Linked DNA regions of Homo sapiens: region 1 is linked to region 2. A link is a loop called in an ENCODE intact Hi-C map of the cell type or tissue named here. Cell type or tissue: mammary epithelial cell. All regions are shown on one strand. Links, peaks and the distances in the headings refer to the core of each region. The heading gives the core; the rest is flanking DNA.

Region 1 (15,780 bases), core at 2,593-10,592, 190 kb after region 2:
TAAGTGGGTGACCATTGTATGCAGGCAAACTTGTGAGAACCTGCTGAGATATTAATGCATCCTAAGGTTTTAAGGTAAGCATTCATCCTGGAATTCATCTATTCCATGCTGCTTCTCCTGTCCCCACTTCCCTATCACATACTGCCTCCTGCCACCAGCTTTCTTGGTAATGTTTTTGGAAAAATTTTTTCTTGCAAACTTTGTAAGTAGATTACATCATTTTAATGATTTTATTCACATATTGAGTGGATATTTATATAGCCATAAATCAGCAATGCCTTGCCTACTAAGTTAAAAAAGTATGCCTGTGAAATTGGTTATAATGTAGCTCATTTATAAACTTCCAATGTAAAGACTGTGATGAGCAGAATTTTGCCATACTTCAAACCAACAACAGCGGACACACACTGAAATTCTCTATAGGTTTATTTTGGGCCTTCCCAAGTATAATAACCATAAAAATTAATTCTCACAGACCCTAAAGTGCCTGATGATTATTTGCAATTTTTTTCTTCCAAGTTTGAGATGGTGGGATTCCCTGTTAATTTAGCCTATTTCTTCTTTCCACATAAATCCCTTTGAATGTTAGGTTGCTTCTGCTTAAAAAAGATAAGAATCATAGTTCTTGTCTCATTCTAGAATATGTATAAATTTTAAGACTTTGGACAGGAAAGAGATTGAGAGTAGACCACAGAAATAATCAGCACTACATGATTTCAAAGCCATGGCATCTGAATTTTTGTTTTAGTTTTCTCCATAGTCTTCATTTAAGTCTAGAAAGAATTTTTTTATAAAAGAGCTTAAATATAATTTAAGTTTAGGTTGTAACTTACTCATATAGCTCATCACCAAACAATATATGGCCTTGAGGGTTTCAATTTTAAACATAGTACAAGAGCTAAGGATATAAGAAAAAAGTCAGCATGTACAAATATGTTAAGACAATTTATATAATGATATGAGATCATGGATATACTCCCAATAACAGGTGAAATTTATATTTAATACAATATTTTGAAGGAATTTGATTAAAATTCCATATATACTAGTAATGGTGACACAATATTCTCTTTAAAGTAGGAAAAGGCAAAACGAGGAAAGAACAGGCCTGTGATCTTTTATCCTCATTCTGAAATCCTTAAATCTCTAAAAAGCTGAAATCTTTCTCATTTGGCAACACAACCTGTGTGGAATGAAAGTCTTTATTTATCCTGCTTGTTGTAAATATTTATGTATTTTGTGGTAAAAACAGATTGATTATGAGAATCCAGCTATCTTCTCTTAAGCCAGAAATTAAAGAGATTTGCAAAAACATGAAATAATAAACATACAGAAATCAGGGTGGAATAGGGATGTATCACAACGGAACATCTGTTCATTGCTGAGGCTGGTAATAGAGATGTGAGAGGGCTGTCAATATGTTATACTTCAGACTTCTGTGTGTAATTATAAATTAACAGCAAATAAAAATTAAATGAAGTAATTGAATAAAAGTTTAAAACGTAACAAAAAGTTAAACCAAACAAACAATAAAAAAGATTTAGAAAATTTAGAGGAACTGCCCTTTACTATAGTCTTTCTTAGTCACGTTTACTTGTAATAAATATTGCCCCAGTGACACATGTACTTTAAAATGAGATTTCTTTCATTATCATTTCCTCTTATTATCAAACTTCTCCCACCAACTTTCCCCCTCAAATTAGAACTCATAATGGGCAACATACATTTATTTGTGTTCTAACTCCCTAAATGTTTGCTGGTTTTGGTCTTATTTTTGGCTTTCTACCATCTGATAGAGGCAGAGATGGGCAAAAGGGGTATTAGCAGTCCACAAGTGTTATAACCTAAGTAGGATAGTAGGATAGAAAAGTGTAAAGAGGAAAAGACTTCTGAGTGCATGAAGATGAGATAGAGCTTTGTGTAGGCGAGTTCACTTCCCCAAAAGCAGAAAATCACAGAGAAGAAATAAAAAGTAGGAAATCACTTCTCTGGATGTTTAAATATTGTCATAATTTTGAAAAATGATTTTTCTTTTTAATAGCTTTTTTCTTATTAATGTATTTCATCAAATGGGGGAAGATTGGAGAAAGTGAGAAAAGGAGAGAAGAGAAGGAGGAGGACCAGGAGGAAGTTAGAGAGGGAGCAGGAAGAGGAAGACAACAGTTATTATTTATCAGATATGGAAAACGAGGCAAATGAAGGTCAAATGTGTGGAAAAAATGGGATCTTCCACTCTTAGTTATAAGCATCAAGTAGTCAACAATACATTAAAAAAAGTAAGTGCCAGTGAAAGAACTGGTCTTGCCTACATTCAATTGATATTCATATGAGTATTCAGATTTGGCTGATTTCTTTCACCTATAAAATGACAAAAAAAGTCAAGTAATCCACTGTGTTGAGAAATGACATTCTGAAAGAAAATTTCTTTCCTGATTAAAAGCAAATAAGGAAAAGTTATTCTCCAGAGGTAGGGGAGAGGATTACCCTGAGTTGTCTTTGCTAGTTCAGTTGTTCGTGGAATCTTAGTTGTGAAAGGTTCTTGGGTGGATTGGTCTGTTTCTTCTAGAGAAAACACAGTAAGATTGCTTGTTTTAAATAATTAACATTATGAATATGACCAAAAAAACCCATACTCTTTTCTGTCCCATGCAATAATAAAAGGATAAGTTGCATTTAGAAATACACTCAGTAATCACAATAATTCAAAGTTAGTGGTACATTTTAATAACTCTCATTTATGATATCTGCTGTTTTACACTATTATTTTAATGATTGTTATAAGGATTTCCAAAAGCTTTTAGCTCAGGATCATTGTATCATTAATCTAGTTGTGGCTATTCTTGGATATGGCTCATGTATGAAAGTCTCCTAGTTGCCTCGATGTATTTATCTCCTTCATGTTTCTTTCCTGCCCATAAATCTCACATGTTATTTTGATGAGCTGGAAAGGAAGTATATCATATGAAAAGATGTATATTTACATCACATAAAACAAATATTCTATTTTTCTCATGTGAAAATCAGAGCGTATGTTTGACATACAAACACAATCCTCTTGACAAAATAAAAAAAATACATACAGCAATACTCCCATTCCCATGTTACCTTGAAATCATATATTATATAGACACAGCAAATTACACTGTTCACTTTGCCCATATTGGATCCAAGGAAATACTTGGTATAAATGATACACTGCTATCTTTTTGTTTTCTGTCCTGCTTTTGTATTCTCTTGATTCTGCTCAAGAAATACACTTGTGATAATTGACAGGCAATGGTTCTGATGTGAATAAACCAAGACACATTAGAAAAATAGGGAGTAGAAGTTAAATAATTAGCATATTCAGTAGTGGTTTTTGAAAAGTACTTTTAACTTTGCCATCATGGGCACTATTGATTTTGCAGAAATAAGCTAGATTAGATGAATATTTGATTAGAATATATTTGCTCAATTTTAATTTTTCTTCCAAAAGGATTTTATTTTAAAATGTGATCAGTAACTTTATTTCAGTAGATACCCACAAAGGATGGATTATTAGAAAAGGAATGAAGGGAGACAAATAGGGCCACTGACTTAAACAAAGCCATATGGGATGCAATGTAGACAGGAGAGAGGAGCCAACAAACACAAGCCAGAACTTTAGCTTTTTGGTTCATTTTCAACCAAGAGGCAGGCAAACTGGAGTTTCCCACACAGCACATTTGTGTTGAACTCCTTGAAAGCATGTTCAGCTCATCCCAGTGGACCTTTCCAACTTACCCATCCTTGTTTCTCCAGGCAACTACCTGCTTATCAGTTTAGTCTAACTGTCATTCCTTGCCCTGTGCCTCTTTCCCATCTGTCCGTAACTTCAAAGAACCATTTGCATCTTTGACTGGTCAACTTTCATTCCAACTTGAAGACCCAGTGTAAATGACCCTAATCTGAGAGGCCTTTCCTTATTTCTCCAGGTAGTTTGTTTGTTCAACATGTTGCTCTTTTCTCTATCACACTCATTGTAATTAGTATAACATTGATGTTAATCCTAGGCACCCTGTCGGCTGAGTGTGTAGATTCTAATCCTGGCTCTGACACCAGCTGTTTCACCTTGGCCAAACTTTTAAACCCTCTACGCCTCAATTTTCTAATCTGTAAAATGGAACAAGTAATAGAACTTACTTCACAGAGTTACATGGTTTACATTTTAAAAAGGCATGTAGTGTATTGGGTGGCACAGAGGCTGCAGTATTATAACCAAGTCCTGTCTTCATATTAGAGGGTGAGCCCTCTAGTGTAAGGACTCCTCTTTAAAAGTTTCTTGTTAGAACTGCATCACCTAACAGTGCACCCAGTAAAGGCTTAATAAATACTAGATAAGTAATTTTTCTTCCCAAATGCAGTTTAAAATACAGAAAAAGCAACAAAAAAGAACAGCATTGATTTAGGAACATTTTTCTTTTTAGAATACTTAAAATTCTTAAGTATTCTAAATCACACTTAATCACCAGAGCCAATTTAACACATCTTAGATGTGTTAAAACATTCTCATTTTATATTGAAAATCAGCATAAATATTAGGACAAATACACAGTTAATGTAAAAGTATTGAGTGAAATGGATTTTTAAATAACCTATTATTTAGAAAAAATCTGTGAACATAATGTATTATGGTTACTTTAAGGGAAATTCCTAAAAGGCAAGCTCTCTTTGAACAAATATTAAAACGAAATTTACCCAGAGTGGTCTGTAGTTCCTCTTGACTAGGACTTGGGGAAATCATGGGTATAAAAGGGATGCCTCGTGTCTCTAGAGGAGCTGCAAAAAGAAAAGGACCAAGGTTGTAAATTTTTAGATTCAAAGCCAGCACCAGACCAGATTGGTATTACATGAAATTCCTTCATTTGAAGTAGAAAAAGGAAAGAAGAAAGTTAAGTGTGCACACGACTTTCAGAAAAATGACTGCGGAATATTAGAAAAATGGTTCTCAACTGTTTTTCCACCAGGACACATACTACATGACATTCTGTTCTTGAACCAATCCATCAGAATGGCTGGTTGAGATGGGGTGTGGGTTAGACACAGTCCTGGACTATTGGCTGTAGCTCTGTCCCTCTCTCCCCCGTTCAAGAGAGCATGCATGATTACCAAATGAGTGAGAATATCATCATTGTTGGTATCATCTCCTTGAGTCTGCTTGAGTAGACTCAAGTAACAAATCACTGGGAATTTTCAGTATTTTGACCAATATTGATAATTACTTGCAGTATCTTTCAAACTTACCACATACTAGTATGTTACATTACAGCTGAGAACCACTAAACCAATGGAAATTGTTAAATGGGCACCATTAGTAAACATACTGGACTCATTTTGAAACATGGAGATAGATGAAGTAAATGAAGATGTATTCAGTAATGTCTTAAGGTGGTCTTCAAAGCAAACCCATTACAACACTGAAATAATTGCTTTTCTGTTTTGGAAAGAGTAATAATAATGAGAATGAAATGATGAATGGATTGAGAAGAAATGATGTTTCAACAGGATCATTTGAGAAAGGCCTGCAATCTTGATGGTAGCAAAGAAAACAGAGTTGGTCAATATGGGAAAACCATTACCTATTGTTGTCTTTGGTGGCTCAAATCTAAAGGTAACAGGCTGCAGAACTATGCCAAAAGCAAGCCAAAGGAACATATTTATGAGAATTACTACCTGGCAAAGTCAAAATAGTTTCCTTATTTTTTAGATGCATTGATTTAATAATTTAAATGTTCTCTAAGAATTGTAATAAATAAGAGAAAATTCTTCACATTAGATGCCAATCAGAGAACTTAGTTTAACTAAAACTTTGAAGTTCTCATTCACTGTCACTTTGGGGAAAATTTCGAGTAGGCACCCACTTTTTTTTACTTAAAAGTACATCCATAGTTGTAATGTAGCTACATTTACATTTTGAAAGGATATAAGCGTTGGCTTAGTTAACAATGATATTTATAATTTTAGCGTGATCTACTCAATGAACCTATATACTATTCCCTCACTTCACCAAGGAAAAATATTTCAACCAGATGATTCAATTTACCCACAAGAAATATGCATTTTATACCCATATTTTTTCTCTAAATTTCTTCCATATCACAACCATTAAAAATATATTTACTTCAAGAATTTTTTTTTTTGAAAAATATACTTCTTAGCCAGAAGGATGAAATAATTAATTTACCAGGTTCGCTCTGAGAGACCTCAGGGTATGGTTTATGAGGAAGGAGCACATCTTTTGGAGCTGAAAGAAAAAGATTATAAAACACTGCATACTCTAAATAACCCAACTGGAGTGAGCTTAACCCACAGATATAAAAATCCCAGAAAGCATGAATGAAGCAAAAGTATTTTTACAATGGTTAATGACCAAAGTTGAGAAGATGCCTGTTTTCTTCAAAATGGAAAAATGTTACCGTGCAGGGAAGGTTCTGGTGGCAGTGAAACAGAAACGAAGTCAGTCACAGTTCATTTTGAAGTCTTCCTTGAGGAAGAGGAGGAGATAGCTAACATAATTAAACAATGAGGTAGAGCTCCCTCAAGTGGCTTTCAAAATAGAAAGTCAGTTTTTGCACAAAGTGGTTAGCTGCTGTTTGATATTCATGCTTAAAGTCCACTAACAGCAACAAAAAATATGTATCTTAGATAAAGTACAAAAGTGGCTACAAATTGGGGGAAACAATAAGAAATGGAAAAATCTTGAATATGTAAGAAGATAACACAGTCTTATTCTAAATGGCACTTACCGTTGCTGGGGGGAGAAAATGAAGCAAAAGGAATCAGCTAGTCATTAGAAGATACCACATGTAAAGTTAATGATAGTGCTTGTTACTTAGTAAATGATAGCTGTTGCCATTTTTGTCTTCTTTAGTGATGTGGCTTCCAGTATATTAGGTGTCAAGCATGCTTGACATAAGCATATGAAAACAAGACAAAAATGTCAGCTGAACAATAGGCCTACTCGTATATGCAGTGCCTGAAATCCAGTATATTTTTTAATGTTTGTGTTCTATTTTAGCAAAATTAAACAGTAGATTGGAAACTTGGTACCGTATTTCTCAGTGGGGAAAATATTAGGGTGATTTGTCTATTTGTTAGTACCAGATTTCTGCAACAAAATCTCATTCCACAAATAGTGTAAAGTACTTCAACTCAGTTTCCCCACAAACCTACCCAGGCCTACTCTCTCAATGAAAGGTTTTCCTACCACACTAAACCTTTCATACACACCAGTGTCTTTTTGTCAGGCAATGTAATTTCCTTGCATCTTATATAATGCTGGAAAAAAAATTATGATTCAGGCTAGAACTCTGCCTCAGAAGAAAGATGAAGAAACTGTTTTTTTTTTTTTTTTTTATTATGAGGTGGCCAAGCACCACTTTACCATTAGTGGAGAAATAGGTTATATAAAATGAACAATCTCTTTTTATTGTTTTTGGGAATCATGTTTAACTTGCATGCCACATCTGTTCTTAGACTAGGCTGCTAAGTATTAGTGAAATTACAATTGTGAAAACTGGTACACTGAACAGAAACTTGACTCAGAACTTTTATGAGCTAAAAGGTAACATCCAAGGGAATTTGAAAATATGGATTGTTTTCTTAAAGAAAAAAGGAAACTTTAAAAAGATTAGTGGTTGATAAGGTAGAGAAAGCCCACCACAATAGTGAACATTTTGCTTTTGCATGTGGTTTTTTTTGGGATTCAAATAGTAACATATGAGAAATTTCCAGCTGTAAATGAAACAAAATGTTTATCTTGAGGCTGAAGAAGGCACTTTGATTTAGCTCTGTGAAGGCCATGAACATTCAAAGCAGCCTTTAGTTTATAAATACTCTAATTAGTTACAGTACTACACCAAACAAAAAGGAGCTGGGATTAAGGAAAGGAGAAGCTGAGAAGAGATGTGGTACTAATAAATCCACCATACTGTAAATACATTATTCACTGCTGCTCTAGTTTACTGAGGAATTTAGGCTGGGGTAATGTGGATTCCAGCTGCTAAAATTGGCACTTTTCTTTTTAACCGTGAAGTGATGATTTAATAAACTGTCATAGCAGACTTCCTAAGCAGGTGAAATCAGTGGAAAGGAAAGAAATAGAAATATTTACAGGAAAGTAATATGAATCATTCTCCTACTTGGTCAACTACAGCTCCAAGAAATTCAAGTTGTTTTTTCTTTTTTTCCTATGTGGCATTCCTCTGTATGTTAAATTGAACAAGAGCACGGTCCCTAAAACGTACATCTTTCATGCTGGGAGAAACTCATCAATGAAAATAATGATGACAATTTTCTGAGAAAGCAGTTTTGATTTCTTTATAATAATATTTACTATTATTATAATTTTAGATTTAATTATATTAACCAACTTATACCATTTATACTAACCAATCTGTCTTTTTGAATAAAGTGTGCCACTCCAAAGAAAAGCCAACACAAGTAGGAATGCACAATGTCTGTCATAGATAAACGTAAATGAATGTGCATGAATGTTTTGATAGAGTTAGAAAATAATTAATGTGTTTGCTTTTGATAAAATTAGAATATGAAGTCTGCAATAAGGTTTACCCTGGCAATAGGCTACAAAGAGACTGATTCTCTTAAAAAAGTAAGACATATAGACTACATACCATATTCTATTCCTTTAATCTATACTCTCTATTCCTTTATTCTAACCTTGTACCATTAGGTCCAGTCTGAGTCTGAGAGGAAGCCCCGTTGGAGGCTACCTGCTGGCTTTCCCTGTGCTCTTGGGCCACCCTCCCTTCTATCTCATTTGAGGCCTTTTACTTTCCATTATTTCTGTTATATTTTTCTCTATTTGTCCATGTTTTCATTTCTCCATGTTACTTCCCCTCTACCTACAAAACAGCTCGAATGCTCTAATATCTTTAAAAAAAATCATTTCCTTGACATGGCTTCTCCTTCAAACAATCCCTCTCTCTTGCTCTCATTCCTTTAATAAAAAAACTATATATCTGCCTTGGCTTCCTCACCTTTTAGATGTATTTTCTTCATCCACTGTGGTCCAGCCTCCACTCATTTCCTGCAACAGTGCCTTCATCATATTCTTAGGTCCAGAAACTCTGAAAGCTGAGTTTTCTCTTAATCTATTCAATAGCAAAACATAACTTGTACTGATCTAAGGGCTGTTTATAGGTTTTAGTTATTCTGCTTGGGAAGACTATTCATACTGCTCACTGAATACATATTAATGTTTCTAATCAATGGTATATGTACTCACGTAAGTTTCTAAAATCTGGAAACTGCTAATTCTGAAGCATGCAGCCCAAAGGTTTCAGAGAGTGGGATTCTGGGCATGCACAGTCAAGCTGGCAGCCTCTTCTGACCCCTCTCCATCTCATTGCCACTGCAATGCCATTGCCAACCTTCTCTTCTTAGGCCTTTTCCTGCCTCATCTCCCAACTCCTTTCCTGATTCTCTCTTATCTTTTTTGACAACATCTGGAAGCTCTTTTTCCTGTGCCTACTCCTTGAATATAACTATGCTGCCTAAATATTGGATTTCCGGTTTCTTATTTTCTCCATCTATATTTTCTCCTCTATGATATTATCCAACATTTAAGAACTATCTAGATGTAAACAAACAGCTCCTAAATCTCTGCCCCAAATCCTGACTTCTGTTTAGAAGTCCAGAAAACATCTTCAACCATCAGTTAGGGTCTTCCCACTCAAAGTCCTACTGGTCCTGCAAGGCTAGCATGTACACACCCATCTTTATTCCTCTCTCTATTCCCTGTTTCAGTTAACGGCATCATTATCTACTAGTTGGCCAGTCTAGCAATAGCATTGTCACCCTTCTCTCCATAACAGCATTCAGTCATTCTCTAGGTCTTTGTAGTTCCATATCCAAAAGCATTTTCAGCATTATTCCCTTAGTTTCCTTTCTACCACAATTAGTTCAATTTCTCAGACTTATCTTTCTAGATTGTTGCAAACCTACTAAGTGATTCCTGGCTATTAATCTTTTTTTTTTTTTGCCTGTTAATATTCCATTTAAAAAAATCACAGCCATCTTTCTAAAATACAGATGTAATTATATCACTCCCATGATTACAAAAAGAAACACACACAATTTTAATGTCTCCTAATTGTCTAAAGAAAAAAAATTTGAAGTGCTTAGCATAACCTAAAAGCCTTCAAACATATGAATCCAATTTACATTAAGTCTTCATCTCTCAATAATCTCATCATATGGCCAGGAATGTAGTCATTCTGAGTCATGCTGTTTCTCAGCTATATGGAGCACGGAGTCTCACTCTGTCACCCAGGCTGGAGTGCAGTGGTGTGATCTCGGCTCACTGCAAGCTCCGCCTCCCTGGTTCATGCCATTCTCCTGCCTCAGCCTCCCTACGTAGCTGGGACTACTACAGGTGTGTGCCACCATGCCCGGCTAATTTTTTGTATGTTTTAAGTAGAGACGGGGTTTCACCATGTTAGCCAGAATGGTCTTGTTCTCCTGACCTCGTGATCCTCCCGCCTCAGCCTCCCAAAGTATTGGGATTACAGGCGTGAGCCACCACGCCCAGCCTGGAGCACTTTTTATACCTCTGAATCTTTGCTTCCTTAAAAATCATCAATAGCTACTTGCCTATTAAAATCTATCTTAAAGCTCATTTTCTTGATAATACCTTCTCTAATTCATACATTTAGAATGTATTACTTTTCTGTTATTTCATTTTTTGTTTATATCACTAACCCATTAATTACTGAGATTTGCCTTGTTTTATAGTTATTGATATTATTCCTGTTTTCTCCACTGCACTGTGTTGGGTGGTAGAGATTATATCTAATTCTTTTAATCCTGATTTTATCCCTAAGCATGGAACCAGGCAGATAAGTGGCAATCAATATTTGCTGAATTGAACATGCATTAGTGCATTTTTTTTTTTAGAGCAAATCTGGAAAAGATGGGCAATTCCCATGAACCAGCATTGTACTTTGCTAAGAAACATTTTAAAGACTCAAATTGACCTCTCCCAAAAGTCTCTAATTCTTTTCCAGGGAAATGTAAAACATTATTTAAAAATCTAGGCCAGGCATGGTGGCTTACACCTGTAGTCCCAGCTACTTGGGAGGCTGAGGCAGGAGGATCACTTCAGCCCAGGGGATCGAGGCTGCAGTGAGCTATGATTGCATCATTACACTCCAGCCTGGGCAACAGAGTGATATCCTGTCAAAAAAAAAAAAAAAGAAAAGAAAAGAAAAGAAAAAAAGATCTAAAGAATTAATTTATTAATCACATCAATGGCATATATAAGCTTAAAGAGATTTTGAGGCAAAGAGGAAGGCACTGAGTCACTAAAACTTGAGGGAAAAGCATACTGATATTTAATATATCATCAGGCAAATAAGCAAATTGCTGAAAACTCCTGATTTGAATTCTCATATTTGAGAAGACATCCATCTTGCCTCTAGGAAAATTGTTTGAAAAAAAGAAACTATTTTAACAAAGAATAAAATTACATAGTACATCCTTAAGGGGAAAAATAAGAAGCTTTAGGAAAAAATGGCAAAATGTGGAGAAGATGATAATGAAACATTGTAGAATTGTAATGATAACAGTATGATCTTAAGGAGGCAGTTCTCTACCCTGCTCATCCCAACTCCTATTTTGACAAAAAGTATAAATGGAAATAATTGTTAACTATTGTTATCTTGGCTTGCTCAATTCTAAACGTATTGTCTTCTAAGACTATATCAGAAAAAATACATTTATTAGGTGAATGTCCAATCAGGTTTCTCCCTAATAAAAATCTGGCAATATTTTAAAGTATGTAATCCAAGCAAATGATTGCTTTATGAACTGTATCATTTTAAACAATAAGGCTCAATTTTTAAGAAATATTTAGAATTAAACACTTATTTTTAATTAGTTCACAAAAAACTCCCCTTAAAACCAGTTTAACTGAAAACATAAAACTAACTACAGAAATCCTGAAGAGTGTGACTACACATAAGAATTTTCCAAAGGGAAGAGACACGTAGAACATTCATGAGGATTTGGATAGCTTGCTGAAATCTAGATTTACTTCCTGGTTTGCTCCTGATGACTGAAACCTATCCCAATGCCTGGGGGTCAGAAGGTTGACCACAAAGCCAAGACAGCTCTTGGTGTAGAAAGGAACTCATAAGGAAGACAGAACTCTGTTAAGCCAGGAACCTCCTGTTTAGACTCCAAGTTAAATATTATCTGAATTCTAAATCATTCTTCCAAGGTAGATGTGGAGAAAAGCCACTTTCATTTTGGTGTGGACATGGAGTGTGGGCCCGATTTGTCAAGATTCCTCATTAAATGTAATAGATAATTCAACTGAGTGGCTGGAAGGTTTTTTCTAAAGGCCTCACCGGATGAAGCTGGTGTTATGCCTAGGAATCTATAGAATGGAAGTGCTGTACAATGAATCTGAGACTGACTTCCTCTTTGATACAGGTCAAGAAATTGAAGTTTGTTACTTCTGATCTCTCTCAGAATACATTTTGAGATAAATGTCACAATAAAACATAACTCTGTCCTGACCTCAGCACTACCTTTTACATTTTTAGACTTTTACAGAAGAGTTTATTTCTCCAGGATACTAATATACATTAAACTACACATGTCATTTACCCTCTGTTTTTTGAAGTATAACCCACAGGACCTGGTAAACAAAGTATTGGGTTCATTAGGGTGTGAATTTGAGCCTACATAAAATCTAGAACTGTTTGAACACATCAGAATCCAATGTGTTTGAACACTTCTGAGAAAACTGAAATGTGGTAAGAGTTGCCTTATGATTATTCCTGGGGGTGCCACACCCCTGGGGCAAGGGAGAACCCTGATCATATGGCAGGGCCAACACCAGATTTAGGGACAGAAACTTAACTCTGAACATGTGGAGCTGGAGAGGTGACAGAAGACCACTAAGAGAGACCCTAGTTCTCCAGGAGGCAGTTCTCTTACTCTGCTCGTTCAAACTCTGGATAAAAAGAATAAATAGGGATAGTTGTTAACTATTTGTGTTGTTACAGGGATCAAGATCACGGGTTAGAGTTTGTATGAAAAGCAAGGTGTTGGTAGAATTAAGGCAAGTTTTTTTTTTTTTTTTCTGCCAAAAGTGGTCCGCTCTTTATAACTTAGCTGTGGGAGAACTTTTGAAGAATGTGGTTCAAGAGAAGGACTAGCTAACAGAGAAGATTTTAAAATATATACCTTAAAAATAATTTTATGATAGTAAATTCCAAAGGTATATGAAAATAGAAAAATAGTAGAATGAATTCTTAGGTACTCACCACCTGGCTTCAATAATGGCCAACTCATGCCCAGTAGGGCAAATATTAAATATTAAAAGAGGAAAAAACTTAACTATTCAATATATTGATGTAATGAGATTATACTAATATTATTTTTTATACTGAAGAGGAAAAGTAAATAAAGTCACTCAAATCTACTGTTATCTATAACAAATTAATTTCCACAATTGAAAATAAGCTGATCTTTTGCAAGTGAGATGAGGTTTTTTTCTTACTTCCTGTTTATAATATTGGCTATTGTGTTTGGTGGTACAAATTTACATTCTAGACTTCAGGGCAAAGGAGATTCTCTCTAGCCTGCTACCACCACCACCAAAGTGACTATACCACAGCAGCAATAATAGCCTTTGCTTATACAATCTGGAAAACATTATAGGAAGTGAATTCAGGCTTGCTTCCAAAATGCTATCATTTTAAACTATAGCTTAGAAATTCTTTGGCTCTGGAAATGTTCTATATGATTTTAGGAGCAGTTAGGAATTTATAATAATTGTACCTTTAAAAGGAAAGAGAAAAAACTCACAGTATTTCCCAGATTCTCTAGTTAAAAATGAGCTTGGCTTTTTAGAGAAAGTTGTTCAGTTACCAGCGGCTTCCTAAGGCCACTTGAAGACTTCATGTAAATAGTGGTGGTAATACCCATGAAGATACTCCACAAACATGAGATTACCTTCCCCATATGTGAACAAAAGGCCTTCTCAGATGATTGGCAAAAAACAGATTTGTAGCTAAAGAAACCATTGTGTGTGTGTGAAAGAAATTTCTTAACCCAAGATATGTCTCCATCAATTTGTAAAATAGAATAGTGACAGGGAAAAAACTCAATGTGGACATAGTACAATTTATGTATCCAAGTAAATGGCTAAACATCATTGCCTCCATTTGTAAAAACACTAATTTATCATTTGTGGGGGAGAACAAAAGTCTTTATCTTTGTGTTTAGTGAAATATTTGAGCATAGCGTAGAATTGGCAGCATTTTTTGTAAGTCAGGGAATAAGAGAACTTTAGTTCTAGGAAAGACATTCTACCCTTGGCATAATTCTCTGCCTTTTGACTGTGATCACAGCTTTACTAGATGAACCAGTGGGCACTCTTATGAAACTTCTGAAATTATCATACCACATATGATACAACATGGGATTTAAACATAAGTGAAATATTGACCTCACTTCCACCAAGTCTCATGTTTCACTGAAGCAGAGTGGGACAGTAGAATGCATTTGGCTTAAACATGAAATAAAGCATTTACCAGGTGTGGTGTATGACACTTCTGGACTTGGTGACGTTTTTGGTTTTGCAGTAACACGCTGGGGCACCTTAGGAACTGAAAGAGAGAACTCATATTGTAAGTCATTTGGTTTCAGCATCTTCCAGTCATGCTTAAAACATAAGACATGTCAAGGTGTAGCCTGAACACTGATAAAACAAAGCATTAGAGAGAAGACAGAAGAAGGAGTTAGAAAGAAGACCTAACCTTAAGCTCTAGAAATAGGTTAGTTAGAATTCCAGATAATTATATAATAGTGAAATCCGAGAAACTGCAAAATTTCAAATTACAAAGCGTCAGAGTAAGATGACAACTTTTTAGAAATCTTTATTTCAGAGGAGATGACAATGGAATGAATGTAAGAGAGCTTTTCTTTACTGGATATGTTTGCTTGACTTCTCCTTAAACCCATTTTTATGTCTTTCCTTAAAGACAAAGTAGGTAAAGACGGTGAGGTCAGGGTGGAATCCTATGGAACATGGATATGCTTGAAGTCCTCTTGGGCAACAGCAGAGTGGTAAGTGGACAATGCAATGGAATGTGTTGGTTCACATCTTACCCGCCCTGCATTTCTCTGGCTCCAGAGAAACCTTCAAATGAATTTGCTGACAACTAAAATTAGATTTCCACAACTGTTCCTTGGGAATAATAAGGTACTAATATAATAGACACCAGGAAAATAAGTCTAACAATTATAGTGTATTCTATGATTTCAAAAATGCCTTTATAAAGTTTACACCCTTTGAGTCTCACCATAATGTTGGGAGGAAGGAATTACTAGCTCCTCTTTAAAGCTGAGGAAACAGAGATTCGGGTGTGTGACATAATCTGCTTGAGGTTATGGTTATTAAGTACCAGAGTCAGGACTTGAACCAAATGCTGAGGATCAAACATTATCAACAGGTCTAAACACTTGGGATCTCTATATCCCAGTTCTGCAGGTCAGATTTTAAGTTGCTTCTCATTTTTTAAGGTGAAACAATAAACCTGCCCTAACTCAAGATATGGTTATAAGAATCCAATGTGAAATGTCAAAATGATGTGAAAATTATACTATTATAAATTTTTTTTCCACTTCTCAAGGAGCTTCACAAATTTGGTTTTGAAGAATCTGAGTATATTCTGATTTTCACATTGTTTGCCCATGTGAAATCTAGGAGCACCCATAATTTTGAGT
Region 2 (15,780 bases), core at 5,295-13,294:
GTGATGTGTAATTTCTACTGTGATCTGGAAATCTGGAAGGTGCAATCATCCTTTCTGCCTATTTTCCAATAGCCTAAACTTAGTCATATAACTACACTTTGCTTCAAGGGAGGCTGGAAATAATCGTGACTTGCTTGCAGGCCATTAGCTCCCCTGAAATTAAAGTTCTTTTTTTTTTTTTTAAAGAAGGAAAGGATAGATCGTAGGTTATTTGGTAGTCTCTTCCAAAACACTCAGGCAAATTAATAACATCCAAAATTTGAAAATCTTGAACAAATGAGATGATCAGGGGAATCATCAGTGGAAAATAAGGAATTTTATAAATGAGGTAAAGCTTCAGCTCAGCATTAGGATTTTAATTCAGTTTATTAGAACTTCTGTTACCAGGCTATTTGTAAATTAGAGAAAATGTAAGAGACAATGTTAACAAAATTAAATAAAAAATACCTTCACAAAAAATCTGAATAAATTTTGACCAAATATCTGAATACTATGGCCAAGCCAAGTTGACACATAAAATTAATCATCACAGCCTCCAGTGAATCCTGCCATCTTGAATTTGTGCTTTTTGTAGCATGAATCTGGACTGGTCTTGTGATCATTGGTTTTTAAAATTTTTTATGGATACATAATGGTTATGCATGTTTATGGAGTACATATGATATTTCGACACAAGCATGTAATGTGCAATGATCAAATCTAGGTAGTTGAAATATCCATCATCTCAAACATTTATCATCTGTTTGTGTTGGAAACATTCTAAGATGATTCTTCTAGTTATTTTAAAATACATGATAAATTATTGCTAACTATAGTTGCCCTATTGTGCTACTGAGCATTAGATTTTATTCATTCTATCTAATCATATTTTCGTACTCATTAATCAACTCCTCTTTATCTCCCCCTCCCCACTACCCTTCCCACTCTCTGGTAACCACCATTCTACTCTCTACGTCCATGAGATCAATTGTTTTAGCTTGCACATGAGTAAGAACTTGTCACATTTGTCTTTCTGTGCCTGACTTATTTTACTTAACGTAATGTCTGCCAGTCTCATCCATGTTGCTGCAAATGACAGGATTTTATTTATTTTTTTATCTTAAGGATGCTGAATGGCTTAAGAGTCACTGTTATTTTCTTTTATTGATTTATTGATTTCAATTGTGATATAGATCATTAGTTTTCTATTAGGTTTTTTATTATGGTCATATGGCTTTATAAAGCAATGCTATTCAACTGATGTTCTGCAACATAAAGGGGAATTGGTTTATTGTGGCTTTTGATGTTTCTAGAAATATTAATTTTGGTATAATGATTCACTTCCTTTTAAAATAATTTTTCCATAGGTTATTGGGGATACAGGTGGTATTTGGTTACATGAGTAGGTTCTTTAGTGGTGATTTGTGAGACTTTGGTGCACCCATCACCCAAGCAGTGGACACTGCACCCTATTTGTAGTCTTTTATCCCTTGCCCCCACTTCCACCCTTCCAAGTTCCCAAAGTCCATTGTGTCGTTCTTATGCCTTTGTGTCCTCATAGCTTAGCTCCCATATATCAGTGAGAACAAACAATGTTTGGCTTTTCATTCCTGAGTTATTTCACTTAGAATAATAGTCTCCAATCTCATCCAGGTTTCTGCAACTGCCATTAATTCATTCCTTTTTATGGCTGAGTAGTAGTCCGTCGTATATATCTACATCACAGTTTCTTCATCCGCTCGTTGATTGATGGGCATTTGGTTTGATTTCATGATTTTGCAATTGCAAATTGTACTGCTGTAAACATGCATGTGCTGCAAATTGTGCTGCCATAAACTTCTGTGTGTGAGTATCTTTTTCATATAATGACTTCTTTTCTTCTAGGTAGATACCCAGTAGTGGGATTGCTGGATCAAATGGTAGTTCTACTTTTAGTTCTTTAAGGAATCTCCATACTGTTTTCCATAGTGATTGTACTAGTTTACATTCCCACCAGCAGTGTAGAAGTGTTTCAGTTTCATTCTCCTACATGTGGCTAGCCAATTATCACAGCACCGTTTGTTGAAAAGGGTGTCCTTTCCCCACTTTATGTTTTTGTTTGCTTTGTCAAAGATCAATTGGCTGTAAGTATTTGGGTTTATTTCTGGGTTCTCTATTCTGTTCCATTGGTCTATGTGCCTATTTGTATACCAGTACCATACTGTTTTGGTGACTGCATCCATGCCAACATCTACTGTGTTTTCATTTTTAAATTATGGCCATTCTTGCAGGAGTAAAGTGGTATTACAGTGTGGTCTTGATTTGCATTTTCCTGACCATTAGTGATGTTGAACATTTTTTCATATGTTTGTTGGCCATTTGTATATCTCCTTTTGAGAATTGTCTATTCCTATCCATAGCCCACTTTTTGATGGGACTGTTTGTTTTTTTTCTTACTGATTTGTTTGAGTTTGTTGTAGATTCTGGATATTAGTCCTTTGTCAGATGTATAGATTGTGAAGATTTTCTCCCACTCTGTGGGTTGTCTGTTTACTCTGCTGACTGTTCCTTTTGCCGTGCAAAAGCTGTTTAGTTTAATTAAGTCCCAGCTATTTATCTTTGTTTTTATTGCATTTGCTTTTGGGTTCTTGGTCATGAAATTCTTGCCTAAGCCAACGTCTAGAAGGATTTTTCCAATGTTATCTTCTAGAATTTTTATAGTTTCAGGTTTTAGGTTTAAGTTCTTAATCCATCTTGAGTTGACTTTTGTATAATGTGAGAGATGAGGATCCAGTTTCATTTTCCTACATGTGTCTAGCCAATTATCCCAGCACCATTTGTTAAAAAGGGTGTCCTTTCCCCACTTTATGTTTTTGTTTGCTTTGTCAAAGATCAATTGGCTGTAAGTATTTGGGTTTATTTCTGGCTTCTCTATTCTGTTTCATTGGTCCGCGTGCCTAATTTTATACCAGTACCATACTGTTTTTGGTGACTATGGCCTTATAATATAGTTTGAAATCAGGTAGTGTGATGCCTCCAGATTTGTTCTATTTGCTTAGTCTTGCTTTGGCTATGCAGGCTCTTTTTTGGTTCCATATGAATTTTAGAATTGTTTTTTCTAATTCTGTGAAACATGATGGTGGTATTATGATGGGGATTGCGGTGAATTTGTAGATTGCTTTTGGCAGTATGGTCATTTTTATAATATTGATTCTACCCATCCATGACCATGGGATGTGTTTCCATTTGTTTGTGTTGTCTATGATTTCTTTCAGCAGTGCTTTGTAGTTTTCCTTGCAGATGTCTTTTGCCTCCTTGGTTAGGTATATTCCTAAGTATTTTATTTTATTTTATTTTATTTTATTTTATTTTATTTGCAGCTATTGTAAAAGGGGTTGAGTTCTTGATTTGATTCTCTGCTCAGTTGCTGCTGGTGTATAGAAGAGCTACTGATTTGTGTATGTTAATCTTGTATCTGGAAACATTGCTGAATCATTCCATCAAGTCTAGGAGCTTTCTGGAGGAGTCTTTAGGGTTTTCAAGGTAAACGATCATATGGTCAGCAAACAGGGAGAGTTTGACTTGCTCTCTACCAATTTGGATGTCCTTTATTTCTTTCTCTTGTTTGATTGCTCTGGTTAGGACTTCCAGTACTGTGTTGAAGAGGAGTGGTGAGAGTGGGCATCCTTGTGTCGTTCCAGTTTTCAGAGGGAATGCTTTCAACTTTTCTCCATTCAGTATTATGTTTGCTGTGGATTTGTCATAGATGGCTTTTATTATATTGAGGTATGTTTTTTGTATGCCGATTTTGCTGAGAGTTTTAATCATAAAGGGATGCTAGATTTTGTCAAATGCTTTTTATGCATCTATCGAGATGATCATGTGATTTTTGTTTTTAATTCTGTTTATGTAGTGTATCACATTTATTGACTTGTGTATGTTAAACAACCCCTGCATCCCTGGTATGAAATCCAGTTGATCATGGTGGATTATCTTTTTAATATGCTGTTGGATTTGGTTAGCTAGTATTTTGTTAAGGATTTTTGCATCTATGTTCATCAGGTATATTGGTCTGTAGTTTTATTTTTTCATTAAGTCCTTTCTTGGTTTTGGTATTAGGGTGATACTGGCTTAATAGAATGAATTAGGGAGGATTCCCTCTTCCTCTATTTTGTGGAATAGTGTCAAAAGTATTGGTACCAGTTCTTCTTTGAATGTCTGGTAGAATTCTGCTGTGAATCCGTCTGGTCCAGGACTTTTTTTGTTGGTAATTTTAAAATTACCATTTCAATCTCACCATTTGTTATTGGGCTTTCAGGGTATCTAATTCTTCCAAATTTAAGGTAGGACGGTTGTAATTTTCCAGGAATTTATCCATCTCTTTTAGGTTTTCTAGTTTATGTGCATAAAGGTATTCTTTGCAGCCTTGAATGATCTTTTGTATTTCAGTGGTGTTAGTTATAATATCTCCCATTTCATTTCTTAATGAGGTTATTTGGATTTTCTCTCTTCCTTTCTTGGTTAATATTGCTAATGGTCTATCAATTTTATTTATCTTTTCAAAGAACCAGCTTTTTCTTTCATTTCTCTTCTGCGGTCTTTTTTAAATTTCAATTTCATTTAGTTCTGCTCTGGTCTTGGTTATGTCCTTTCTTCTGCTGGGTTTGGGTTTTGTTTGTTCTTGTTTCTCTAGTTCCTAGAGGTGTGACCTTAGAATGTCAGTTTGTGCTGTTTCAGTCTTTTTGATGTAGGTGTTTAGGGCTATGAACTTTCCTCTTAGCATGGTCTTTGCTATATCCCAGAGGTTTTGATAGGTTGTGTCATTATTGTCGTTCAGTTGGAATAATTTTTAATTTCCATCTTGATTTTGTTTTTGACCCAATGATCATCAGGAGCAGCTTATTTAATTTCCATGTATTTGCATGGTTTTGAAGGTTCCTTTTGGAGTTGATTTCCAGTTTTATTGCACTGGGATCTGAGAGAGTGCTTGATTTAATTTCAATTTTCTTAAATTTATTGAGATTCATTTTGTGGCCTATCTTATGGTTTATCTTGGAGAAAGTTCCATGCACTGTTGAATAGAATGTGTATTCTGCAGTTGTTGGATGAAATGTTCTGTATATATCTGTGAAGTCCATTTGTTCCAAGGTATAGTTTAAATCCATTGTTTCTTTGTTGACTTTTTGTCTTGATGACCTGTCCAGTGCTGTCAGTGGAGTATTGAAGTCCTCCACTATTATTGTGTTGCTGTCTGTCTCATTTCCTAGGTCTATTAGTAGTTGTTTTATGAATTTGGGAGTTCCAGTGTTAGGTGCAAATATGTTTAGGATTGTGATATTTTCCTTTTGGACAAGGCCTTTTACCGTTATATAATGTCCCTCTTTGTCTGTTTTAACTGCTGTGCTTTAAAGTTTGTTTTGTCTGATATAATAGATACCCCTGCTCACTTTTGGTGTCCATTTGCATGAAATGCCCTTTCCCACCCCTTTACTTTAAGTTTATCTGAGTCCTTATATGTTAGGTGAGTTTTCTGAAGGCAGCAGGTGGTTGGTTGGTGAGTTCTTATCCATTCTGCAGTTCTGTATCTTTTAAGTGGAGCATTTAGGCCATTCACATTCAGTGTTAGTATTGAGGTGTGAGGTACCATTGCATTAATGATGCCATTGTTGCCTGTGTACCTTGGTTTTTTGTTTTTGCTTTTAAAATTGTGTTTTTGCTTTATACGTCCTGTGTGATTTATGCTTTAAAGAGGTTCTGTTTTGATGTGTTTCCAGGATTTGTTTCAAGATTTAGAGCTCCTTTTAGCAGTTCTTGTAGTGGTGGTTTGGTAGTGGCAAATTCTCTAGGCATTTGTTTATCTGAAAAAGGCTGTGTTTTTTCTTCATATATGATGCTTAGTTTTGCTGGATATGAAATTCTTGGCTGATAATTGTTTTGTTTGTGGAGGGTGAAGATAGGGCCCTTCTAGATTGTAGGGTTTCTACCGAGAAATCTGCTGTTAATCTGACAGGTTTTCCTTTATAGTTTACCTGGTGTTTCTGTCTCACAGCTCTTAAGATTCTTTCCTTCGTCTTAACTTTAGATAACCTGATGACAATGTGCCTAGGCGATGATCTTTTTGCAATGAATTTCCCATGTGTTCTTTGTACTTCTTATATTTGGATGTCTAGGTCTCCAGCAAGGTCAGGGAAGTTTTCCTCGATTATTCCCCCAAATATATTTTCCAAACTTTTAGATTTCTCTTCTTCCTCAGGAACACTGATTTTTCTTAGGTTTGGTCGTTTAACATAATCCCAGTCTTCTTGGAGTCTTTTTTTGTATTTTCTTATTCTTTTTTCTTTGTCTTTGTTAGACTGGGTAATTTGAAGACCTGAATTTCTTTCTTCTACTTGTTCAGTTGCATTGCTGAGACTTTCCAGAGCATTTTGCATTTCTCTAAGTGTGTCCAACGTTTCCTGAAGTTTTTCTTTATGCTATCTATTTCCTTGAATATTTCTCCCTTCACTTCTTGTACCTTGTTTTTGGATTTCCTTCATTGGGCTTTTCCTTTCTCTGGTACCTCCCTAATTAGCTTAATAACTAACCTCTTGAATTCTTTCTCAGATAAATCAGGGATTTCTTCTTGGTTTGGACCCATTGTTGGTGAGCTAGTGTGATTTTTGGGGGATATTAAAGAGATTTGTTTTGTCATATTACCAGAGTTAGTTTTCTGGTTCCTTCTCATTTGGGTAGGCTCTGTCAGGGGGAAGGTCTAGGGCTGAAGGCTGTTCAGATTCTTTTGTCCCATGGGGTGTTCCCTTGATGTAGTACTCTCCCCCTTTTCCTACGGATGTGGCTTCCTGTGAGCAGAGCTGTAGTGATTGTTATCTCTCTTCTGAGTCTAGCCACCCAGCAAGTCTACCCAGCTCCAGGTTGGTACTGGGGGTTGTCTGCACAGAGTCCTGTGATGTGAACCATCTATGGGTCACTCAGCCATGGATACCCGCCCCTGTTCTGGTGGAAGTGGCAGGGGAATGAAATGGACTCTGTCAGCGTTCTTGGCTTTGGTGGTTTAATGCTCTATTTTGTGGTGGTTGGCCTCCTGCCAGCACGTGGTGCTTTCCAGAGAGCATAAGCTATGGTAGTATGGAGAGGAACTGGTGGTGGGCGGGGCCTTGTAACTCCCCAGAGTATATGCCCTTTGTCTTCAGCTACCAGGGTGTGCAGGGAAGGCCCATCAGGTTGGGGCAGGGCCAGGCATGTCTGAGCTCAGACTCTCCTTGGGCATATCTTGCTTCAGCTGCTGTGGGGAATGGGGGTGAGCTTCCCAGGTCACTGGAGTTGCGTACCTAAGAGGATTATCACTACCTCTGTTGAGTCATGCAGGTTGTCAGGGAAGTGGGGAAAGCTGGCAATCACAGGCCTCACCCAGCTCCCACGCAATCTGAAGGGCGGTCTCACTTCCACCATGAACCCCCACAAACAGCCCCGAGTCTGTGTCCAGGCAGTGGGCAAGCAGGGCTTGAGAACTTGCCCCAGGCTACCTGCCTCCCAGCTTGGAAAGAAAAGGACTTTGGTTCTTCCCCTGCTTGTGGAGTCTGCATGCCGGATTCTTGTTCTGCCCCGAGTTCTGGCCAGGAGGCTTCTTGCCTGGTTCAAATTGTTACAAAGTTTAGCTAAAGATTTCCTTCTGTTTGTGGCATTTCCCCCCACACCTCTGGCTGCCCTCTTGAAGGATCCCTGTGGTGCCAGGCAAGAGTGGCCTACTTGGGGACCCGGGAAGCTCCCAGGGCCTTTCCCGCTGCTTGCTCTACCCCTGTATTTTGCTTGGCTCTCTAAATTGACTCAGCTTCAGGCAAGGTCAGAAACTTCTCCTGCAAACTAGACCCTTATTTTCCCCAGTGGGGGTATGTGTTCGGGAGCAGTGAATCTTCTTTTCCCACTTCGGCAGTTGGGGCACTCACAGCATTTGGGGGTCTCCTGGGTCCTGCAGGAGTAGTCTGCTTCCTTCAGAGGGTCTGTGGGTCCTCTTGGGATTCCTGGTTTGTTCTTGCAGTCGTTCTGCAGCTAAAATTCACAATACAAGCCTCTGCACACTGCTCTGTCTGTACAAGTCAGAGCTGTAAGCTAGTCCTGTCTCCTGTCCGCCATGATGATCAGAAACTCCCACCCTTTTACTTCTTAATAGTACTATGGCCTGTAAGATGCAGTGGAGGCGAGGTCTGCAGTTGCTTCTTAGCGACTGGATTATGCTCCTTTCTTGGGGGAGTGCATGTGGAGCCTGACTTCCTCTGCTGCCCCAGCTACAGCTGTTAATTGATTTCATTCTTTTTTTATGGCCCAATAGTATTCCATTGTGCATATCTACCACATTTTCTTCATCCATTCATCTGTTGATGGACAGTTAGGTTGATTCCATATCATGGCTATCATGAATAGTGCTGCAATAATCATGGGTGATTTCTCTGACCAAGAGAATATGGTAGAAGTGACACTGAACAAGTTCTGGTTGTAGAATGTAATGCCCAACCTTGTTTTTACTAACGCTGTTTTTAGACTCTCCCTTTCCTTTAATCACCTAGCCTTGTTTCCACCTGAATTGACTCTCCTTTAGCTAAGAGAGCCAGACAGACTCCATCTTGGCTCTTTCACTCGCAGCCCCTTCCTCAAGGACTTAACTTGTGCAAGCTGACTCCCAGCACATCCAAGAATGCAATTAACTGATAAGATACTGTGGCAAGCTATATCCGCAGTTCCCAGGAATTCGTCCGATTGATAATGCCCCAAGCCCCGCGTCTATCATCTTGTAATAGTCTTAAAGCTCCTGCACCTGGAACTGTTTACCTTCCTGTAACCATTTATCCTTTTAACTTTTTTGCCTACTTTACTTCTGTAAAATTGTTTTAACTAGACCGCTCCTCCCCTTTCTAAACCAAAGTATAAAAGAAAATCTAGCCCCTTCTTCGGGGCCAAGAGAACTTTGAGCATTAGCCGTCTCTTGGCCGCCGGCTAAATAAACGGACTCTTAATTCATCTCAAATTGTGGTGTTTTCTCTAACTCGCTCAGGTACAACAGACTGCCAGAGGTCTTATTTTCCACTGTTGCTGTCTTAGAATTCAACTGCTATGTGAAGAAGCAAGGTTATTCTGTTGAGGAGGCTTCAGGAAGAAAGAGGCCCTAGCGGAGAAAAGACTATGAGGTAAAGAAAGGTCCAGCTGACTTAGCCTTTCTAATCAACTAGCTAAGACCCAGACAGGTGAGAAAGGCCAACTTGGATTCTCCAGCTCCAGCTGAGCTTCCAGATGACTCAGCTAAATAAACATGAGGAACAAAGCTATCTCTGCAGAGTCCTGCCCAAATTGCATGGTCATAAGCAAATGAATGGTGATTGTATCTTAAATCCCTAAGTTTTGAGGTGACCTGTTGCGTAGCAATAAATAACTTACACTGATCATTTCATTAAATAATTATACTTTACTAAATGGAAAGAATTAGGATCCAGAATATTATCTTGTCAACATGTAAAGGATAGTGCTGTTTCACACAGGACATTGCAAATTTCAACCCATCTTGCTCAGATCAGCTTATGACTTCCTACTACTATTTTTAGGACTAGTGTTTATACGGGACTATTTCTCAGATGATTCTCTTGCTTAGTTACTACAAATTTGGGGTTTGCCTTTCACTTGAATTGGGCTTTCTAGAACGAAAAGAAGAAAATCAAACTATTTCCTACACTGTGCCTCTCAACTTAACCATGACTGTTTCTCTGCTCTTTTAATCTTTACTATACACCTCTGCCAACCAGCTCAGACTTTGGAGATGGAAAATGGAAGAAATAAAAGAGAAAGCGAAAAAGAAAGATAAAGGAAACGAATCTGCAGAGATAAACAGAGGAACTGATGTTCTCTAGAGCAAAATGAAGAAGTAAATTTGAAACTAAAAAAGACTTTCGGGAGTTCCTTTTCTTTCATCTTCTAGAGCACAGAGAGCTTCATTCAGGGTTACATGAATCAGAGTCCAGCATCTCCCATGGGCACATATTTTAGTTTCATGGACAATAAACTTCCACTAGTGTTAAATGAGTTACTTTCCACAAAATGATGCCTCCAGGAACCAATCAGCCCCGAAGATCCTATCTGGAACACCTGGCTCTGGGGAGAGTAGGAAGTTCCTAAGAACAAAGGGCTATAGAGAAAAGAAGATGCAAAGAAAGGTGCATGAGCCGGTGACTTCCTTTTGGCCTGGAAAAGCTTTTTGGATCCCTTTCTCCCTGCCCTCCCTTAACCACTAGGTGGAAACGGAGGGTGCTTTATTGTACAGATGTACTAAAGGATGAGTTTAAGGTTTCTCTGTTATTAGTAGCTCAGAGCTTCCAACAGTGAAGCAGCAGCAAAGGGCACTGGTGGTTTCCCAAGTGGAGACGCTCAGAGGCTCCGTCCTGAGATGGGGAAGTTGGGATTAGCCTTCATCAATGCTGCAGGAGGTATGATAAGCAGGTTTCTATGTTCTTAACTTTCCAGTGGGGTCACAGTGCAGGTTGTAGGGAAATAAAGGGGATTTCCGAGCCTCTTGACCCTTCCAGGTACAAGCTCATTAAAAACCTGCTAAAAAGAATAAGTGAATAAAATGAAACAAAAAAGAGTGGTTGTACAGACAACAGAAATATAGGCTCTTGATGAATTTTAGCAGGCTTTTCTGAAAATCTGGCTATCTTTAAGGCCATGAGTATTCCCATAAAGTAACAAATAAATGACCTATTAAACAAAATGCCATTTAATCTCTTACCATTTGCTACTTTGCTATAAACTTGATTCACTTCTTTTGGGAGAATTACCCCAGAGTAGTGGTTACCAAACTTCAGCAGACATCAACTCACTTGGAGGACTTGTTAAAACGCAGATTGCTGGGTGCCACCCCAGGATTTCAGATTCATTAGTTTTCTTATTTTGTTTAATGGATTATAATCTGTTATATGTATTATTTACTATTTTTAGGACTTACGTATAACATAATAAAATAATGTTATTTATTATAAACACTTATTATTTATAATAATGTTTATTTTTAAGCATTATTTATTTTGATGCTGAAATTGTCCACCATTTGATAATGGGGAGTCTTTTCAAGCTGGATTCTGTGTGTCCATTTGATATACACTCATTGTATCTTGCTTTCTGCACAAGATATTCCTGGCTCACCTATGACTTTCTCTGCTGCAGTCCTGGAATTAGCCATTTTCCAAGGAGCCATGTTACTCTTAGTGGAAACTTGTATTTACAAATCAAGTTCTGGGTTTTGGGTGTGCTCATTGTTAACAGGGTATCACTGCTTCCAGGCCAGAGCTAGAGAATAGGTGTATGTAAATATGTGATATATATAAAAAATATGTACAAATGTTCATGTGTGTTTATATAAACACACTTTTGTGTCTACATTTATTTATTGTTTATATATAATATATATTATTAGATATATTTAAAATATATAAAATATTCTCTTTCTCTTTGTATGTGTGTGTATATATATGTATATACATATACATATATGTATATGTATATACACGTGTATGTATATATGAGAATACATATATATATATTATGATTCATGTGGTACATTCAGTTCCAACGCAACACTATAGGTTTTTATGCTAAAGGCACAATAAAAATTATTTACTTCAAGTATTGGCAAAAGAAATAATATCACATCCCTTCCTTTGAAATACTTGAATTTGTTGTATTCGTCGTAACAGTTTTCCTCCTTTGCATGAGAAGTTCCTGACTTCATTCATGCATTTGTCTGACAGCCCTCTTTCCTGGAGGTATTGCTTCCTTCAGAATTAACGGCACGTAGCTTTTCTTTCTCTTTATTTCTGATGACCTGTTTTGAAATTCTCATGGAACTCCCATTATCTCCCCTTCCATGTTTGTAATGTCCTTCCCCTTCTCATCTATACAGGTGGGCAATGCAGCATGGGAAGTCAGAGCCAGAGCTCTGAAGGAGAAATTTGGCTCCCGGCATCCTCCTGTGCTTGCCTGTTTGATCCGTCATCCTCTTTGTAGCCAGTCTCTGAGCTCCACTAGCTCCACTACCACTGCCCATCCATGCGGGGACCCCCTTGGTTCTGTGTCTGGGCTCTGACTCCCTGTTTCAGGCGGCCACTCCGTGTGGACACCCTCCCCACTCAGCTCCGGCTCGGGCTTCCTGCACTGCATTGCTGGCCTGCCTAGATGCCCTCCTGACTGCTCTTGGTCCCTGAAGGCCACCCTCCTCTCCCTGCTCTGGCTTTGATTTTCTACCCAGGGTGCTCTCCTGCCCTGCTTGGTTGGGCTCTGTCTCTCCGTGACAGGTCACCCTCCCCTCCCCCCACCCTCATCCTATTGATGCCTTCTTTATCCTGCCTGGGCTCTGGCATCTCATGCTAGGTCTCCCTCTTATCAATGCTTGCCTGCCTGCCTGCCTGCCTGCCTGCCTGCCTTCCTTCCTTCCTTCTTTCCTTCCTTCCTTCCTTCCTTCCTTCCTTCCTTCCTTTCTTTCCTTCCTTCCTTCTTTCTCTCTCTCTCTCTCTCTCTCTCTTTCTTTCTTTCTTTCTTTCTTTCTTTCTTTCTTTCTTTCTTTCTTTCTTTCTTTCTTTCTTTCTTTCTTTTTTGAGACGGACTCTCTGTCTGTCGCCAGGCTGGAGTGTAATGGCGCCATCTCGGCTCACTGCAACCTCCGCCTCCTGGATTTAAGCAATTCTCCTGCCTCAGCCTCCCGAGTAGCTGGGATTACAGGCATGCGCCACCACACCCAGCTAATTTTTGTATTTTTAGTAGAGATGGGGTTTCGCCATGTTGGCCAGGGTGGTCTTGAACTCCTGACCTCAGGTGATCCGCCCACCTTGGCCTCCCAAAGTGCTGGGATTACAGGTGTGAGCCACTGGCCCTGGCCTATCAATGCTTTCTTTACCGCACTGGGGCTCTGACACCTACTCTGGGCCACTGCCCCACTCTACCCCTACCACAGACACCTGCCTTGTTCTTCCTCAGCTAATGACTTTAGAACTGAAATGTTCAGGAAGGGAAGGCCTCAACTGGATTGTTTAAAATATAAAGAAATGGAAGCCCCACGGTTTGCCCAGAGTCACACAGCAAATTAGTGGCAGCATCGGTACAAATCCAGTTCTCCCTGAGTGTAAGTTGGGTGAAGACACGGATCTTGTCTTTTGTTCACTACTTTATCCCCAGTGCCTAGCACAATGTCTGCATTGAGTAGAATGAAAGAATAAATGAATTATTTCCTGTTTAACTCTTTTCCTTTTCTTCTTTGTCATCTTGGTATGTGTGTATTGTATGTATGTGTAAATACTGGTGACCCTTTACACATTTGTCTCTTATCAGTAGTAATTAATGCCCTTACATAAATGTCAACATCTTAATTTCTGTGCCTAGGAATTTCTTCAATTCCATGAATTTCTGGAGTTTCTAGCTGGATAGATGGCAAGCCTTATAAACCTTGTCATGTGGCTAAGGACATGGAAGCCCTATAAAGCAGCAGTCATTACAGCATCCCAGGACTCCAGGACTTCCACCAACTGTGGAAGAGAGGATGTGTGATCACCATCAAAATTAGTTTTCTAGTCATTAGACTATAATCCCTTCAAAAGATTCAGAACCCTACAAGAGAAAAACACCATCACCAGATGGCAAACTTGAGACCCAGGATCCCTTCCTTCAGTCACACTGTTCAACTAAGACCATTCTGCAGATGACCACACAGGGCAGTGTTTCTAAAGCATGTGTTGAAGAACCCTGTCTCTGAGAGATCCTTCTTGAGAAGAGGATTCTGAGTTCAAATAACATTGAGAACATACTTGCATACATGTCTTCTCTAGCAGTTCACAATGGACATGAACATTGTGAATGCTCTAAGAAATGCTAGAGTGGAGAAAACTGTTTAACTTTGTGTTACCTGGCTTCATCCAAAGGTACTTAACCATAAAGCTCCTGTGTAGAATAATACCAGTTTCAGTCTCATTTCCTCATTCATGCAAAGGGCAAACACATTATGTTACCTGGGGCTTTTACACAGAGTGAATGAGATAAACATGTGTAAAGTATAAAGCACCATCCTTGGTATACACTACACATATGATAGGTGTTAATTCCTTTTCTTAGATTTATTTATTATTTATTGAAAACCATTGTTTTATTATTGAAAAAGTTATATATATTTATTTATAATAATAGAAAGAATACACAAGGCTAAAACTTCAAACTATAAAAGGGATATAAAATTTTAAAACTCTCTCCTACCTCAGATTCCTCAGATTCCCAAGAGGAACTTTTTCATGTACCTTTCCAGACATTTTCTGTGCATGTGTATGCAGACATATCAGAAACAGATTTTTAAAGATCTATTCCCAGTAAATGAGGTAATGGGTTTGCATTCATTTGTGTTGTACTTCTGCAGCAGTACTTCTAAGTTCTTCCATTTTGTGCTACCTCAATTTGTTTTTCTGAAATTCTTGGGAGGGGTAAAGTTAGGGCCTTATGTTTATAGCAAAACATTTATAAAGTGAATGTCACAGAGAATTGGAAACCCCCATAGTGTTTGGGGGTTAACTAAAGGTCAGTTTAAGTGTAAAGCCTTTTTTGGTAAAGCCTTGCTGAATACTTCCTGAAGGAATTAATGGGCTGGTATGTAGGTAGTAACGGGCTAGTACATAGGTTTCCAATTTATGATGGTTTTTTTCACTTCTGATTTTTCAACTTCACCATGGTGCAAAAGCAATATGCATTCAGTAGAAACCATGTTTGGGGTACCCATACAACCATTCTGTTTTTCACTTTCACTACAGTATTCAATATATCACATGGGATATTCGCCACTTTATTATAAAATAGGCTTTGTGATAGATGATTTTGCCCAATTTTATGCTATTGTATGTGTTTTGGGCACATTTAAGGTAGGCTAGCCTAAGCAAGGATGTTCAGCAGGTTAGGTGTATATTTAATGCGTTTTGACTTAAGATATTTTTTAACTTAAGGTGGATTTATTGGGATGTAATCTTATTGTAAGTCAAGGAGCACCTGCACTCCATAATAATTAAATATGATGATCTTTTATTTTAGCAGTTATGACTTGCCTTATAGGTGGCTATATCTAGGTATCTCACCCCTGAGAAATTATGAGTTCTTTGAGGACCCTGTTCATGTCTTGTACCAATTCAAACACATTAAAGGCATTTAATATGGATTTGATGAAGCAAGGGAGTGTCCAGAGAAGACCAGAGCATCTGTTCTCTCTACCAAAACAAAACTGTGATTGAGGAGGTGAATGTTCATGTATCTGTTCTTCCCTGTAAGGGTAGAGGGTAGGGAAGGAGAACATGGGAGCCTGGGCAGGAGAGGGTCAGAGCTGCATCTATAGAGAGACACCAGTTTGTAGTTACTCTGATGATGTATTAGTTTCCCAGGGCTGCTCTAATAAAGTACCACAAACTGGGTGGCTTAAACAACATAAATTTGTTGTCTTACAGTTTGGGTGGCTAGAAGTCAAGTCAAGGTGTCAGCAGAGCCAGTTCCTTCTGAGGACTCTCTCTTGTAGATGGCCGTCTTCTCTCTCTGTCTCTTCAGATCATCTTTCTGTATTCATGTCTGTGTTCAGATTTCTTCTTCTTATGAGGACACCAGCCATATTGATTAGTGACCACCCTAACAAACTCGTTTTAACTCGATCACCTCTGCAGTAACCACATCTCCATGTGAGGCCTCATTCTGAGGTACCGAAGGTTAGGACTCCAACATATGAATGTTGGAGGGGACACAATTCAGCCCATAGCAGGTGGGTTATCATGCTGG

Evidence for each region. A loop is a pair of places that touch in the nucleus more often than their neighbours do. Peaks named below come from ENCODE experiments on the same cell type or tissue, not always from the same donor. Only the 100,000 strongest peaks of a DNase experiment are listed, where the experiment ranks them.
Region 1: a loop joins it to region 2, with 19 times the contacts of the local background. A loop is called at or near these places in 6 of 110 quality-filtered maps.

The regions. Positions count from the first base shown.
Region 1 is chr3:100,790,207-100,805,986 of GRCh38, forward strand. It overlaps ABI3BP (ABI family member 3 binding protein), which reads right to left. Exons shown (of 68, transcript NM_001375547.2): 51 at 14,586-14,660; 52 at 6,203-6,262; 53 at 5,598-5,645; 54 at 4,717-4,797; 55 at 2,485-2,562. It overlaps LOC124906260 (a long non-coding RNA gene), which reads left to right. Exons shown (of 2, transcript XR_007095986.1): 2 at 1-10,307. Among named protein-coding and RNA genes, the nearest start is that of TFG, 89 kb to the left of the region's middle. RefSeq lists an enhancer at 5,921-6,090 and a silencer at 7,899-8,193. In mammary epithelial cell, for the core only: a CTCF peak has its summit at 6,559 (motif pointing left); a DNase peak (open chromatin) is centred at 10,285; H3K27ac peaks cover 198 bases.
Region 2 is chr3:100,593,410-100,609,189 of GRCh38, forward strand. No RefSeq gene overlaps it. Among named protein-coding and RNA genes, the nearest start is that of ADGRG7, 8.3 kb to the right of the region's middle. RefSeq lists an enhancer at 9,710-9,979. In mammary epithelial cell, for the core only: a CTCF peak has its summit at 10,229 (motif pointing right); DNase peaks (open chromatin) are centred at 7,182, 9,262 and 10,212; H3K27ac peaks cover 3,711 bases.